2 separate regions of the Homo sapiens genome follow, and region 1 is linked to region 2. A link is a loop called in an ENCODE intact Hi-C map of the cell type or tissue named here. Cell type or tissue: GM12878. All regions are shown on one strand. Links, peaks and the distances in the headings refer to the core of each region. The heading gives the core; the rest is flanking DNA.

Region 1 (2,822 bases), core at 201-2,700, 89 kb after region 2:
GCATGTCTTCTCTGGAAGCACCTGTCTAAAACTAGTTGCCTACCTCCATTTGCAATAACCTGACTTTCATGGGTCTGGACATTCCCCTCATTTGAGTCATTCTCCTGTGTTAGACAACAAAGTTGAGTGCACGGTTTGTAGGAGACCATAGTTAATAACATTGGTGTGATCTGGGGGCAGGAATGAAGGACCTACCTGCATCTCTTATTAGCCTTTCTGTCAGGGAAAGACCTCAGCAAAATTTTGATGTAGACAAAGGCTTTCCAATCTTTCCTTCCTTTTCAGCTCTTCTTGTTTCAGACACCGTATGCCCTCAGCCTCTCCCCTCTCCTTTCGTTTTCTCCCAGAAACTAGCTTCTGAATCTTATACTAAAATGGAACAAACTGGCTAATAGCCTAAAATAAGCCAAAATGTTTGTATATTACTAAAATCTTAAACTTGGTGAAATCTTTTGTTTGGGCCAGCAGTGAGTTAAAATGTTACAGGACCTCACCCTTAATGCTGAAACTGCCCCCTTCTAGCAAACAGTTGTCACATTGAAAGACAGGACAGGAAAGCATCGAGGGAGACCCCAACCTGCCAAGGACAAACCTGGATAGCTGGGGAATGGCCCCATGCCACAGCAGGGAAAGCAGGCACTAAGGTGAATGCCTGGAAATGAGGGATGACAGGGATTCTGGAGGCCCTTGAAGAAGGATTCTAAAAGAATATGTCTAACCAAAGCTGGGAAATGAAGATCAGTGTCTTCTCCCTGTAACTTTTGTCTTGAATGAGTTCTAGAGATGAAAGAATATGAGACCCTAAAAAACAACCCTTCTGTTCACCTTTACCCCTCAAGTACTGTCTCAGGCCTTTCCTTCTGGTCTCAAAGCTCTTTTAGGAGATGGAGTTCCCCATACAGTCCAAATAATATGTCAATTGCTTCTATATCACTACTCCTCTCAATAATTCATTTTAATACGTATAGCCAAGACACAGTTATATGAGTTAATATATGTAAGACAGGAAAAGGGTTGCTGGTATATAATAAGGTATATGCTATATGCATATTAGCTATGATTTTTATCATTATTATGCCACAGCCCTGATTGTGAGGGATATTTGTCAAAGCCAGAGTAGAAAGATACCCCAGTTATAGCTGCTAGGTCAGCACCATAAAAGAGAGGAACCCAGTACATATCCATAAAGGAAGATGCAATCATCCTGTTCTTTATAATGACTTAAGATAGCAGGATGGATAATATCTTTCCAGAGACAGACTTCCCCAAGGATGCCAGTCTTGCTGCCTTGTATCAGTCAACTGAACCTATTCTTACTTGGGGTTACCTCTGCCCAGCACCACAGATACATGTAGGATCTGAATGTGGAAGATCTCCAGCTCTGGTAATATTCCTCTGAGATATTTCTTGTAAGAAATTCATCTGTAAAGCAAATATAAGGGAAAGTCCTGTGATACTTGAAGGATCGTCTCTCTTGACTCCTGTCAGCATCCTTCAAAGTGACCAGCTAGATTGATTTCATAACACCCAGTCCCAGCAACAGCAGTTCTGCTTCCGGGGGAAGGCCAACTTCCAAAAATCACAATAGAACCGTTGATGTAGGGTAATTTAGTGCTAAACGGACCCAGCAGGGTGGGTTTTTTTTTTCTTAAAAGGGAAGAGTGCAGTAAAGATAGTTTGGTTTGGGGCCTGACCTAAATCTTTCACTTCCTCTTACAGGAGAGAAGCAGATGTTAACTACAGGGTTGGGGAGGGAATGGGGAAGAAGAAGAGAACAAAATAAAATTGTGGTTCAAATTATTGTTAACACGTCAGTCTGATGATGCTCATTCTCTCATGTAAGCATTTAGAAATTCAACACAGAGACCATCTTCATTTTTGTTCATAAATTATTTATGCCTACTTCACCTTTTCTTTAAAGGCACAAATAAAATAAAATAAAAGTGAAGCCAGCAAAAGACAAGCCATCTTTTCAACACATGGTGCTGCAATAATTAGATATACAGAAAGACAAAGATGAATCCAAACCCTTATCTCACATCATACACAAAAAATTAATTCAAAACGAATCAACATTCATTGGAATTTATCAAATTTTTTTAAGTTTTGCACTTCAAAAGATACCATTAACAAAATAAAAAGGTAAATCACATACTGGGAGAAAAATACTTGTAAGTCATGTATCTGGTAAGGGACTTGTATCCAGAATATATAAAGAACTCTTACAATTTAATAGTAAGAAGAAAACTCAATTTTTAAAGTGGGCAAAACATTTGAATAAACATTTTACTAAAGAAGATATCTGAATGACCAATAAGCACAAGAAAAGATGCTTAACATCATTTGTTACTAGGGAAATGCAAATTCTTTTTTTTTTCTTTTTTTTGAGACAGGGTCTTACTCTGTCACCCAGACTGTAGTGCAGTGACACAATCACGGCTCACTCCAGCCTCAACTGGAGTCAAACGATCCTGCCACCTCAGCCTCCTGAGTAGCTGGAACCACAGGTGTGTGCCACCTTGCCTGGCTAATTTTTGTATTTTTTGTAGAGACAGGGTTTCACCACATTGCCCAGGCTGGTCTCAAGCTCCTGAGCTCAAATGATCTGCCTGCCTCAGCCACCCAAGATGCTAGGATTACATGCATGAGCTACTGTACCCAGCTGGGAAATGCAAGTTAAAGCCAAGGTAAGATACCACTGCACACCCATTAAAATGGCTATAATCCAAAAGGCAGGCAATAGCAAGTGTTGGTACAGACATAGAGAAACTGGAACCTTCATACATCGTTGCAGGATATGTAAAATGGTACAGCTACTTTGG
Region 2 (2,822 bases), core at 118-2,617:
TCTAGCATAGGCATCTTGGTATGGTGAAAGGAGCCAACTCATAGCACGTACTTTCTCCTGTGTGCAGAAATTTAAAAACTAAATAAGTTTTCATGTCTTGTTCTGTTTTCATCCATATGTTTATTGTACTTCACGCTTCCCTGCTGAGGTGATTTTTTATTTTTCTGTTTGGCCCTCCTCCATCACTTCAAACTACAATGCTCCCCCATTTCTGAAACTCCCACAACCCTGTTTAGCCTTCCACCTATGACAATGGTCAGTCTCCCACAGGCCTTTGGTTGATTTCTCTCTCTCACCTTTTTTTTTTTTTTTTTTTTTTGTAGTCAGTCTCACTATGTTACCCAGTATGGTCTCAAACTCCTAAGCTCAGGCAATCATCCCACCTTGGCCTCCCAAAGCACTGGGATTACAGGCATGAGCGACCACACCCAGCCAACTTTGGTTGATTTCTAAATGCCCTTCCTGGCTCACATTTTCCTGTGATGAAACTGAAACTTGTTATTACTGATGACAAGCAACTGACTCTTTACCAATGAATACAGCCAAAAAGCTGTGAGACACTATCTCTGGGTCAGGCTTGATCTCTGCAAGCGCAGTTGTCGGGGCTGGGAGAAAATACTATCTCCTCAGAAGCATCAACATCACCACTTCAACACTAGAGACAAAAAGGGTACCACTATGAGAACACCACCCTTTGAAAAATGACCCACCTTGGCACCTGTGCTCAACTAGGAGTCAAAACCAGACTCTTACTTTAGTCGCTAGCCAGACAACACTCTAAGTCTCTAGAAACTACAGCATCATGTACAATAAATTACCTTTTTCCTTATGGGACCCATTTCTGTGTTTCTGGGTATGTGTGTGTGTGTGTGTGCGTGCACATGTGTGTGTGTTTAACTTAAGGATTCTTTAATTTTTCTCAACTCAGAGGCTGTGTAGATATACTATCTCATCTAGTTTATAGTTTATTGCTGCCTATCTATCTCAACATATAAAATATGTTCATGCTGTGTTTTAGAACATTAATTATTTTCTCCTCTAGGGAAGCAAACAGTCTTGAACACAGGGAACTTCAACAAACATTCAAGCATTCAATAACTGGCCAGTGTATAAAGTACTTAAAATTTTTAAAATATTCAAAAATATTTTTAAATGTTAACTGAGAAATTTTTTAATTAAACTAACTGAGCACACACTTCTGCATTTCAAGTCCAGAATGAATATATGGCTTGTTCAGCCCACTTCTGCCTTCTCATGAACAGCAAAATCTAGACAAAAGTCATGACTAAATGACTCTTCTGTGGTTACTCTGGCTTCACAGCCAGAAGAAAAGTCAATTGCTATGTAACCACAGGGCTTATCTGTTTGTTCATTAAAAGTGCTGTAAATAACAGTTTCTGTGATAGTAGTTTTAATTAACAAAAATTAACAAATTAATTTTAATTTTAATTTGCTGTGGCTCACTCCTGTAATCCCAGCACTTTGGGAAGCTGAGGTGAGCAGATCACTTGAGGTCAGGAGTCCAAGACCAGCCTGACCAACATGGTGAGAAACCTCGTTCCTACTAAAAATACAAAAATTAGCCAGGCGTGGTGGCACATGCTTGTAATCCCAGCTACTTGGGAGGCTGAGGCAAGAGAATTGCTTGAACCCAAGAGGCGGAGTTTGCAGTGAACCGAGGTTGTGCCACTGCACTCCAGCCTGGGCAACAGAGCGAGACTCTGTCTCAAAAAAAAAATTAATTAAAAAAATTCACAGCATTTAGTTAACAAAATCCAAATTGAATAGACCATGTAAATATCTGATCAGTCTTTTGGCAATTTGCATATAATACACAAACTAATCATGAAACGAGAAATTCTGCAGTTGCCCTAGATTTCGTACTGATGGAGAGCAGAAGACCTAGACACAGCCAGGCCCAGCAAGAAACAATATGATGCCACCTGACCTCAGGAGAGTACACTGAAGTTCTCCTCCCCATCCACCCCTCAACTTTATCTTCCTCTTACTCACCTCTAGTGAATTACCTTGATTCCTAGTTCACCAAGGTAGTTAAAGCCATGTTAAGATTCTCCATCTGCCATTTCATTTCTCTAGCTTGGCCCTATACTCATCCTACTAGTCTTTCTGCCTGCAGTTCTCCCAACTTCATAGCACTCCAATTTTCTATTCCCACCTGATCTACCTTCCTAAATCCCACTTTCCATCATGTCACTCCTCTGCTCAAAGGCCTTCAAAGAATCTACATGGCCCTCAGTATGGCCCTCCAAAACTTGACGCTGGCTACCTCCAACATAAATGTTTTCAGCCCAGATCATTCCTTTCTATATTCTACACTCTGCATAGACTGTCCTTTCTTCCTCCTTATTCCAAGACCTCTAGAAAACGGAAACTGGAGCAAAGATTACAGGGTATTCCTTTATTTGGGGAAGTACAATCCTGGGACAACAAGAGTGGAGGAGAAGGACAATGAGACAGAGAAAGACATCAAGCAATGTGAGATAATGCATAACAATGGCCTCTTCTTCACAATGAGCTGGAAGAGTCTCAGCCACTCCCTTGGAGGTCACCTGCTCAGCTACCCAGCATGTCTCTAGACAGACTGATCAGAGAAGCTGTGTCTCACATTAGTCTATTAGAGGAAGGAAGGGAAAGAGTGTGGTTGGTCCTCCATATCCTTGAGTTCTTCATCTGTGAATTCAACCAACTGTAGATCAAAAATATTTTTTTTTCTTTTTTTCTTTTTCTTTTTTTTTTGTTTTATTACACTTTAAGTTTTAGGGTACATGTGCACATTGTGCAGGTTAGTTACATATGTATAC

Evidence for each region. Hi-C counts contacts between places; a loop is a spot of excess contacts. Peaks named below come from ENCODE experiments on the same cell type or tissue, not always from the same donor. Only the 100,000 strongest peaks of a DNase experiment are listed, where the experiment ranks them.
Region 1: a loop joins it to region 2, with 6 times the contacts of the local background. A loop is called at or near these places in 2 of 110 quality-filtered maps.

What each region holds. Positions count from the first base shown.
Region 1 is chr3:101,897,782-101,900,603 of GRCh38, reverse strand. No RefSeq gene overlaps it. Among named protein-coding and RNA genes, the nearest start is that of RDUR, 42 kb to the left of the region's middle. In GM12878, for the core only: no CTCF peak of the experiment used is centred there; a DNase peak (open chromatin) is centred at 1,633; H3K27ac peaks cover 1,056 bases.
Region 2 is chr3:101,986,530-101,989,351 of GRCh38, reverse strand. The region is part of intron 2 of RDUR (RIG-I dependent antiviral response regulator RNA); the gene reads right to left. Among named protein-coding and RNA genes, the nearest start is that of RDUR, 47 kb to the right of the region's middle. RefSeq lists an enhancer at 1,393-1,442. In GM12878, for the core only: no CTCF peak of the experiment used is centred there; DNase peaks (open chromatin) are centred at 545 and 1,301; H3K27ac peaks cover 1,576 bases.